Linked DNA regions of Homo sapiens: region 2 is linked to region 1. A link is an interaction called in ENCODE POLR2A ChIA-PET data of the cell type or tissue named here. Cell type or tissue: OCI-LY7. All regions are shown on one strand. Each heading gives the region's core, and the rest is flanking DNA. Links, peaks and the distances in the headings are about the cores only.

The links. ChIA-PET counts read pairs that join two places held together with the same protein. Peaks named below come from ENCODE experiments on the same cell type or tissue, not always from the same donor. Only the 100,000 strongest peaks of a DNase experiment are listed, where the experiment ranks them.
Region 2: POLR2A ChIA-PET joins it to region 1 with 7 read pairs; 1 of 35 experiments calls an interaction of 5 or more read pairs at or near these places.

Annotation. Positions count from the first base shown.
Region 1 is chrX:153,896,310-153,901,677 of GRCh38, forward strand. No RefSeq gene overlaps it. Among named protein-coding and RNA genes, the nearest start is that of AVPR2, 5.7 kb to the right of the region's middle. In OCI-LY7, for the core only: no CTCF peak of the experiment used is centred there; a DNase peak (open chromatin) is centred at 4,712; H3K4me3 peaks cover 725 bases; H3K27ac peaks cover 875 bases.
Region 2 is chrX:153,588,296-153,593,663 of GRCh38, forward strand. CCNQ (cyclin Q) reads right to left here. Exons shown (of 5, transcript NM_152274.5): 4 at 4,211-4,438; 5 at 1-159. The coding sequence ends at 70. Among named protein-coding and RNA genes, the nearest start is that of CCNQ, 8.2 kb to the right of the region's middle. In OCI-LY7, for the core only: no CTCF peak of the experiment used is centred there; a DNase peak (open chromatin) is centred at 3,326; H3K27ac peaks cover 1,108 bases.

The sequences.
Region 1 (5,368 bases), core at 68-5,067:
TCTGAACACATTTTAAAAGGCTGAGTGTGCGACGGCATGAGGCTATAGACTCTCTAATGCCTCCCATTCAAGAGAGCTTACATTCACCCACTAACTCTTTTGCATGGGCCTTCACCAAGAAAGTTTGAAGGCAAAGCAGGTGGGCCGAAAGATACTCTCCGAGGTAGACATGTGCTCAGGCTGCTGAAGTCTGGATGCAGGACAAGGGAACCGACAGGAACCCCCCTGGGGCTCCTGACCTTCCACTGAGTACAGAGCAGCTGTAACTGGTGAATGAAGCAGGGCAGGAGGACTGAAGAGTTCATCCCCAGGCTCTAGGAAGTCTTAAGGCAGGACAGAAGAACTGAAACAAACCTTCCGGTTGATTCTAATCCTTACACTGAGTACAAACCAGAAGCGAACTGTGGTTGGAGTGGAGGCAAAAGACCTACAATAGGCACCCGGGAATGTGCGCTCAGGGATCTGCTGAAGTCTACGGGTGAGGCAGGAGAATCAAAGAAACTCCCAGCCACTCAGATCACAAGTCCCACCAAAGAGAATGTTCTGATCCTGCTCTGAAATCATTCGAAGTATACAGAAAACTGAGTCTACGCAAAGCAACAAGAAACCCCAGACTCCACTTAACTACACACCAGCCTCTAATACACACACACGCATGCACACACTAATGGCCTGACAAGAAGGGTCATGCCCTTTTTGGGGCATAATTTTATGTGTATCTTCCCCACTGTTCTATTACATATATTTACCCCAGGAGGGATAAATATATATGATTATTTACTTCTTAAAATAGAAATAGGCCAGGTGTGGTGGCTCACACCTGTAATCCCAGTACTTTGGGAGGCTGAAGTGGGAGGATTGCTTGAGCCCAGGAGTTTGAGAACAGCCTGGGCAACATGGAAAGACCCTGTCTCTATAAAAATACAACAATTAGCTGGGTATGGTGGTACATGTCTATAGTCCCAGCTACTCAGGAGGCTGAGATGGGAGGATCCCTTGAGCCCGGGAGGTCGAGGCTGCAGTGAGCCGTGATCATGCCACTGCACTCCAGCCTGGCTGACAGAGTGAGACCCTGCCTTAAAAAAAAAAAAAAAAAGGAATTTGGGAAGGGCTCACCTGGGCAGTCCTGGCCCAGGTCTTTCATGTGGTGGCTGTCAGATGGTGGCCCTCTTCATATTGCCTCAGAGCCTTTTTTTTTTTTTTTTTTTTGAGAAGGTGTCTCACTTTGTTGCCCAGGCTGGAGTGCAGTGGCGGGGTCTCAGCTCACTGCAACCTCCGCCTCCCGGGTTCAAGCCATTCTCCTGCCTCAGCCTCCCGAGTAGCTGGGATTACAGGCGCACGCCAGCACACCCAGCTAATTTTTGTGTTTTTCAGTAGAGACAGGGTTTCACCATGTTGGTCAGGCTGGTCTCTATCTCCTGACCTCTTGATCCACCCACCTCAGCCTCCCAAAGTGTTGGGATTACACGTGTGAGTTACTGTGCCTGGCCTCAGAGCCATTTTCTGTGGTCCTTCCATGATGGCTGAATTGGGCTTCCTTATAGCATCAGGGAAGTTGGAATGCTTACATGGTGGCTAAAGGCTTGAAGAGTGAGTGTCCCTGTTAACAAGGCAGAAGCTGCATTACCTTTTCTGCACTAGCCTCAGAAATCAATCAGCACCACTTTTACCATATTATCTTGAGTACAAGAAAGTCACAAGCCTGCCCAGATTATAGGGGGGAGGGTTAAATTCCACCTCTTGATGGGGAAGTGGCAAGGTTCCAGGAGAGCATGTGGGATGGGAGATATTGTTGGGGCTACCTTTGAAAAACACAATCTGCCACACACACCAGTTAAAAGGCAGAGACTGTTGGGCTAGATAAAATAGCTATATGTTATTTACAAGAAGCACATTTGAAGCATAAAGACACAGACATGTTGAGAGTAGAAGTATGGAAAAAGATATACCAAGCAACCACTGAGCATAAGAAAGCTGCCATGGCATCATACTAATATCAGGTAGAGCAGAATTCAAGACAAAGAGTTTACTAGAGATCAAGAGAGACATGTCATAATGAAAAAAGAACACATAATCAAGAAAACACAACCATTTCAAATATATAAGCACCTAATCTACCAAATATATGAAACAAAATTTATAGGACTAAAGGGTTCTAGATACAGATAAATCTCCAAACATACTGGCCAACTTTAACATTCCTTTCTCAGTAAATGATAAAACAAATAGGAAAAAAATCAGAAGAATATAGATTTGAACAACACTATCAACCTAATTGACTCAATTGATATGTACGGAACACTACATCCAACAACAGCAGAACACATATTCTTCTCAAGTGCAGATGGAACCCCAACCAACACAGACAACTTCTGGGCAATCGAGCAAGCCTCAATAAATTACAAAGGGTCAAAATCATACAAAGTACGATTTCTGACCAAAATGATGTTGAATTAGAAATCAACAACAAAAAGACATCTAGGAATTTTCTAAATATTTTGAAATGAAAAAATATCTACTTCCAAATAACCCAAGAACCAAAGAAGAAACCACAAGTAAAATTATTGGTAGAACATATCTTTCACTGAATAGAAATGCAAATAAAATATGAAAATTTGGGAATTCAACAAAACAACTGATTAGAGGAAAAGGAACTACTTATATTAGAAAAGCAGAAAGGTCCCAAAATAATTATTTAAATTTCTACTTTAAGAAACTAGAGCCGGTCACGGTGGCTCACACCTGTAATCCCAGCACTTTGGGAGGCCGAGGCAGGCAGATCATGAGGTCAAGAGATCGAGATGATCCTGACCAACATGGTGAAACCCCATCTCTACTAAAAAATACAAAAATTAGCTGGGCGTGGTGGTGTGCACCTGTAATCCCAGCTACTCAGGAGGCTGAGGCAGAAGAATTGCTTGAATCTGGGAGGCAGAAGTTGCAGTGAGCCAAGATCACACCACTGCACTCCAGCCTGGGCAACAAGAGCAAAACTTCGTTTCAAAACAAAACAAAACAAAAAGATCAATGAAATTGATAAGCCTCTAGCCAGACTGATCAGAAAAAAAAAATGGAGAGAAGATACAAATTACCAATATGGAGAATAAGAGAGAGGGGGCATTATTACAGATCCTACAAACATAAAAAAGTGATAAGAGGATGTTGTGAAAAACTTATTCCAATACATCCAACAACTTAGATGAAATGGACAAATTCCTTGAAAGATACAAATGGTCAACGCTCATTTAGGAAAAAATAGATAACCTGATTAGCCCTGTATCTGTCAGAAGAGTTGAATTTATAACTGAAAAAATTCTCACAAAGAAAACTCCAGGTTTGTGTAAATAATACCAATTCTATACTAACTCTTCCAGAAAACAGAAAAAGAGAGAACACTTCCCAACTCGTTTTATAAAGTCAGCATTATACTCATCCCCAAACCAAAGATATTACAGAAAGGGAAAACGTAGACCAGCATCTCTCATTAATACAGATGTAAAAATGGTAAACAACAGCCAGGCACAGTGGCTCACACCTGTCATCCCAGCACTTTGGGAGGCCAAGGTGGGTGGATCAGAGGTCAAGAGATCGAGACCATCCTGGTTAACATGATGAAACCCTGTCTCTACTAAAAACACAAAAATTGGCCGGGTGTGGTGGCTCATGCCTGTAATCCCAGCACTTTGGGAGGCCGAGGCAGGTGGATCACCTGAGGTCGGGAATTCGAGACCAGCCTGACCAACATGAAGAAACCCCGTCTCTACTAAAAGTACAAAATTAGCTGGGCATGGTGGCGCTTGCCTGTAATCCCAGCTACTTGGGAGGCTGAGGCAAGAGAATCTCTTGAACCTGGGAGGCGAAGGTTGCAGTGAGCCAAGATCTCGCCATTGCACTGCAGCCTGGGCAACAAGAGTGAAACTCCGACTCAAAAAAAAAAAGAAAAAAAAGAAAAAAATTCAATACTCACTTGTGATAAAAGCTTTCAGTATACCGGGTGACAGAGTGAGAGACTATGCCTCCTCCCCACCAAAAAAAATATAAAAAAAAAAAAGAAGTTACACAAAATACTATGTACTCTTTTATTTATTTATTTATTTTTATTATTATTTTTTTTTGAGACGGAGTCTTGCTGTGTCACCCAGGCTGGAGTGCAATGGCAAGATCTCGGCTCACTGAAACCTCCGCCTCCCGGGTTCAAGCGATTCTCCAGCCTCAGCCTCTGAGTAGCTGGGATTACAGGCTTGCGCCACCACGCCCGGCTAATTTTTGAAAATACTACATACTCTATGATTCTATTTATATAAAATTCTAGAAAAGGAAAATCTATAGTGATAGATCAGTGGTTGCTAGGCTTTCAGGTAGGGGAAGAAGCTTGACTGCAAAAGGCCACGAGGGAACTTTCTGGAATGTCGAAAATATTTATTCTATGTCATGATTGTGGTTGTGGTTACACGACTGTATACATTTGTCAAATCTTACTGAACAGTACAATTACAATTAATGAATTTTACTGTATGCTAATCATACCTCAATAAAGCCGAAAAAAAAAAAAGTCATTCTGGAGGAGAGAAATCATTGCCTGCGGAGGGCCATTCCAGGGTGGTGAGTGCATGAGCACTGAAGACACCCGGAGCAGCTGCTGCAATAATCTGGGGGAGGAACGTGCAGGCAGAGAGAGCAAGAGGAAGTCAGACTGGGAAACCCCGAGGCAGTTACCCAAACAGCCCACTAACAGCAACTGCAGTCGGCCGCCTCTGGGGAGGAAAGCGGGAGGGGCCACTGCCTTTAAAAAAGAAAAAAAAAAAAAATCTCTGCAGTTTTGCCAGGGAGCCGCCTCCTGCCTGACTCTCACATGATGACCTGGAGGCCATCTATGGGTACGGCCCTCAAGCCCTCAACGCTCACCCTCCTTCTACCCCCCGCCCCTCACCCCAGCACCTGCTGGAGACCCTGGCCCTCCCTTCCACTCCGCGAGGCTCTTAATCTATCCAGTTCCATGGGCTGCCTTTCCGCAGCTATAAACAGGCTCTGTCCAGCTTTCCCAGTTATTATTCACTTAGGTGAATGGACACAATTAGATGATCATCCGCAGGCTGTCTTCCTGTCATCATTGGCACACGCACACACCCTCACACACGCACACACCCTCACACACGCACACACCCTCACACACGCGCACACCCTCACACACAACCCCCCCAACGCCACACACACACACACCACACACCCTCACACACAACCACCCACGCCACACACACACCACACACCCTCACATGCACACCCTCACACACCACACACCACACACACCCCACACACACGCCCACCCTCACATACGCACACTCTCACACACACCCTCACACACTCTCAC
Region 2 (5,368 bases), core at 314-5,313, 310 kb before region 1:
ACGTGGTGACAATGTCCCCAGGCAGCCGACCATCCTGGGCTTCTCTTTGGGCAGGCCTGGGCCAGGACCTTAGGGGATCTCTGTGTCCATGGTATAAATCTGAATGAGATCAGACACAATATTATCAATGATTGGCTTGGTAAGGTCGTCATTAAACACCTAGAAAGAAGAAGGAAAACAGGTTCCAGTTAGACTCCCTCTATGTTAAACAAGGCACCTGTCACTAAGCAGAGAATCACATTTCATGGGCAGGGGAGGGGCACAGGGACTTGGCTATGTAGGAAGACAGTAGCTCTCCTGCAAAGCCAGTTTAATTCCAGCCCGTTGAGGCCAAACACTTTACAAGGCCGAGAACATTCCAGATGGAACAGGCCTTGGTGATCTTCTGACTCAGAGAGGAGGGGACCTGTCCAACGTCATACAGGGAATTGGTAACACAGCTGGGTCCAGAGCACAGGCTCCTGCCTCCTGCCCGGGACTCCCTCAGGTCCAGGGTCTCTGCGGACACTGGCAAGAGGAGAGGGTGGCAGTCCCTGTGCAGCCACAGGCAGGCTAAGTACCCGGACCCCACGCCTACCCTAACCCAGCCCCTGGGGAGCATGTGGACCCACTCCACAGTCCGGACCGCCACGTGCAGGAGCACTCGCAAGACGGCGAAGGACATCCTCGGGGCCCATGGCAGGAGGGTTGCAGCCCAGGGCCACGCCACAGGCTGGGGTCCACACCCTGTACCTTCCAAAGGCAGGTCTGGCCTCTGCCTGGCTCCTGGAGGATAACCTCTAGGCCCCTAGAAAATCCTGCCCCGTGTGAGCGTCTTGGTTTACTGGACTGCCAGGCGGTCTGTGCTAACCACATCATTTATGGTGAGGGCCTTGGGCCACAGAGTCCCAGCCAGATCTCTGGTGGCTGCAGCCCAAGTGACCAGGGTTGGCCACGCAGGCGCTCCATGCCCATGCAGCCCACCACCTCCCACGGAAACCCTGGCCGCCATGGCTGGGATGAGCTTCCCGGTTGTGACTCCGTGCTCGCTGTCCCACACTGTTGCCGAAAGAAACAGGTGCCGTCTGCACAACTCCCCTGGGCGAGGAGCCGCTGAAGCTCACGCCTGGTCTCTCCTGGAGCCCGCCCTGTGCGCCCTGAGCCTTCGCTCACGGTAACCTGTGTCCTTTCCTTGTAATAAACCGGAACTGGGAGTGTGACAGCTTTTCTGAGTTCCGAGCCCTCCCGGCACAGCACTGAGCCCCAGGGTGCTCTTCGGGATCCCCAATGATAAGGGAAATAGTAAGTAAAGCAGCAAGACCTTGGTCAGATGCTGCGTCTGTAGCCACCCTGTGCCAGAGCTTGCTGCCTGGGGAACCAATGTACCAATCAGATCAAGGCCTTGGGCCAAGTCAAGGCAAGAACTGGACCTACGTCCACCCCTGCTGAATGCTCCCAAAGAACCCTAGGTTCCTCTGTGGCCTACAACCTCAGGTAGGAGATGGTGACCTGGACGCCCTCCAAGTCCTGACTCAGGAAGCATAGCTGTCTTACCCTGGGCTCTGGGTGAAAAACAAATACTTCAGAAATGCACACTTGCTTGCTGGGGTCCATGACCTGTGTGCTCCTGGAGACCCCAAGCTCAGAAGCAATCATTAAAAAACATTCAGGGGCTGGGCATAGTGGCTCACGCTTGTAATCCCAGCACTTTGGGAGGCCGAGGCGGGTGGATCACTGGAGGTCACGAGTTCAAGATCAGCCTGGCCAACATGGTGAAACCCCGTCTCTACTAAAAATACAAAAATTAGCCAGGTGTGGTGGCAGGCACTTGTAATCCCAGTTACTTAGGAGACTGAGGCAGGACAATCACTTGAACCAAGGAGGTGGAGGCTGTAGTAAGCTGAGATTGCGCCACTGTACTCCAGCCTGGGCAATAGAGTGAGACTCTGTCTCTATTAAAAAAAAAAAAAAAAAAAAAAAAAAGCAAGGCCAAAACGTGGAAGCAGCCTGCATCCATCGATGGATGAATATGTTAATATCATATGGTCCATGCAGGCCATGAAATATGATTCAGCCATCAAAAGAAAGGACATTCTGAGACGGGGGCTCCAACATTGTGCTCAGCAAAAGAAGCCAGTCACAGAAAGGCCCGCACTGTAGGATTCCACTCCTGTGAGGGGCCTCAAAGGAGAGCCGTGAACTCTGTAGAGGACAGTGGAAGGTTGGGTGCCAGGAGCTTGGGGGTGGGGAGTTGGGGTTGAACGGGGCCAGAGCTTCAGTTTGGGAAGATGAACAATTTCTGCGGCTGGATGGTGGTGATGGCTGCACAGCACCGTGAATGTGCTTCCGTCCCTGGGCCGCACACTTAAAAATGGTGAACGTGGTACAATTTAGGTGATGTCTATGTCACCACAATTAAATGTAACAGTCCAGAACAGGTGGCAACCCTGGGGCACCTGACAGCAGAAGAGACACAGACCCAAGTCCTAGGAGGAGACACTGCTGGCCTCTGGGGACTCTGCCTTTTTGAGGGCAGTCCATCTGCTTATAAGACAAAAAGCAGCAGTGGCTGGAAAGAGGCAGGTTCTCCTTCTGCTCAGGAACAAGGGGATGGAGGGCACTCGGTGTGGCTCTGGACGTGGAAGTTTCAGCAGCATTGCGTGACGACCTGCATCATTTCTGACCCCGCTACTGTCCCTGCTCATCTGGCAAGTCAGAGTGCAGGCAGGCTTCTCCAGGGAAGCACATCAAGCTGCCATGCTGAGCCCGTGGCAGATAAGTGACAGGAGTCACCGTAAGAAGTGGCAGCCGAGAGCACACAAGGAAGAAAGGGTTTCAAAAGCCAGGCCGTGAGCTCTGCAGCACCCGGGTGGGTGAGGCCTCCCAGGATCTCACTCATCATGGGGGATCAGGCCCTCGCACCCCGCCAGCCCACAGGAGGCACCTGGATTCCGGAAGCTTCTGGTGCACAGCCCCGAGCTGGGAGGCAAAGGTCAGGTCAAGTTTAGCAGAGCCTTTAAGAAGAGCTGGCTGAACAGAAGTTCCACACCCCACAAAGGGTAACTTCTTCCCAGTCTGAACGATGACTGGGTGAGTCTGGGCCGCCAGCAAACAACTTGCTGGTAGAGCTGCTTCCTGGCTGTGCAGGGTTACCTGGGCTCGCACTCCTCTGGGAGGGGCTGAGCATGGGACGCAGGTGGTACTGCCACACCAGGTGAGGTTTACGAGCAAGCGCAGAAGACAGAGCAGAAAGGAAGACAGATGCAGCATAGCCAGGCAGCCCAGGGCCAGGGCCACACCCACCAGATGTCCCCAGAGGGTGTTTGCCCCCCCCAGAGTCCAACCCTGAGCACGAGGCAGCCACATTATGTGAAAGTCCCTGAGCAGCCCGAGCGTGGGGCAACACTGTCTACACAGATGGCCCTGCACCACCTGCACACTGCCTTGGGGACAGGGTGCTTCCGGCTTGAGACTGGGAACATGGGTGCATGGGTTCAAAGACACATGAGCACCCGCTTTGGTGCCAGGGAGGCGCGGGAGACTGGGGAAGAGATGCCCAGCCTCAGGCACTCACAGCTGACTGGGGATACGAGATTACACAATAAACACGCAAAAATCAGCAAATGCTGTGGTCTTCCACAAGGCACACGGGCCAGGGAAGAGAGGCAGGGCTACCTCTATGCAGAACAGCACCAGCCACCTGGAAAGCTGTCCTATGCACAGGCCTACAGAGTTCCACCATCTACCCTCCATGATCTACCTATTAATACCTATCAATCACCCGCCACCCTGCCCATCAGCTCTCTCCCCTATCCATCCAGGTGTCTGTCAACTAGCCAGCTAGCTGTCACCTACCTAGCCATCCAGCCCTCTCCATAAAGCACCCCAGATGTTTCTGATGGGAAGCCAGGTTTAGTAACCTGTGATCACAGTCAAGTTCCCACTCAATTCAGTAAAAGCGGTTCTCCGCTGGGGCAACCCTCCTCCCGGGACACCGGCGACGTCGGTGGAGGCCAGCACTCCTGTTCGACATCCGGGACCCCTAAATGGCAACTGTGCCGAGGGGGAGAGCCTGTCCCAGGCCATCGCAACAGGGTACTTTCGAGCTTCCATGTTCCCCAGCAGCCCGTATCTTTCTTCATGGATAATTAATAGAATTTGGTGAGCACTGCAATACAGAGACTTCCAGAGGGAAAGGGGGCACGTCCAGTGTGCCAAGCAGCCACCTCACCTGCCACCACGGCTTCTCAGCCTCGACCTCGGCGGGCACCTCAACTCCGTAGACCTGCAGGGCCAGGTAGAGCACCGCCACGGCGATGTGCTGGGCCTGGAAGCGGAGGCACAGCGCCCCATGGTAGCTGTCCCGCAGCAGGGCCCAGGCGGTGACGGCAACAGGGGTCCGCTGCCAGCTGTGGCGGTTCAGCCAGTTCTGGAGGGAAACCAGGTAGTGGAGCAGGTACTGCAAAGACACGTGTGTCAGCCTTTAGGCCCACCAGCTGCTCTCCTCATGCTGACATAATCATATCAGCACCTGCTCCAACCCTCCAGCAGCTTCCATGTCCCTCAGGAAGAAGCCCCAAGGCCTTCTGCTGGCCCCATCTCCTGCCGATCCCACCCTGCCTTCCAGCAAACCCCATCTAGGGCCTTCGCACTTGCTGAGCCCTCTGCCTGAAACCAGCTCACCGTATGCACCTGCCCACTCTCACCCTCCAGACCCAGCTCTAGGGAAACCTACGAGGGCCACCCCCACCACAGTCCCTCTCCACCACAGGGCCCGCTCTGGCCACCATGAAATTCCTCGGGGCCTGGTGCTCCGGAAAGCACCCTCTTCATGGGCAGAACAGAAGGTGCTGCTCCCCATGCATCTGGCCTGCTGCCAAGGGCACATGCTGTCCTCGGCCACAACATCCAAATGACCTCCCAGCCCAGCTGCCAGCTCCTGCTCTCAGAACACTGACATTTTGCCAGAACCTCACACAATAAGACAGATGCTGCGAGCTCTCTGGACAGTCTGGAACACACATGCGTGTGACCCCAGCACACCATGCAGGAGGGATACATAGGTTACTTTCCACCCCAGCCCTGACTGGAAGGAGGGGAAGGGGCTGGCAGGCTCCCAGCCACACCAAGCTATCAGTTCCCCATCTGGGCACAGATCACACACCCCTTGAGGTCTGAGTGCTGCTCTTTCCTAAGCCCTGTCGCCTTGACAACTCCACCCTGCAGCCACCAGGGCATCTCCCACCTTCCCCCAGGATGCTCAGCAAGCATTCTGCCCACTAAGACACTACTGCGCAGAAATCCCAGACCAGGGCTTTCCAGGTACTGAGGTGGGAGTGTGGAAGGCTGGAGGCAAGATTATAAAGGCAACACGAAGGGCCCATGCGGG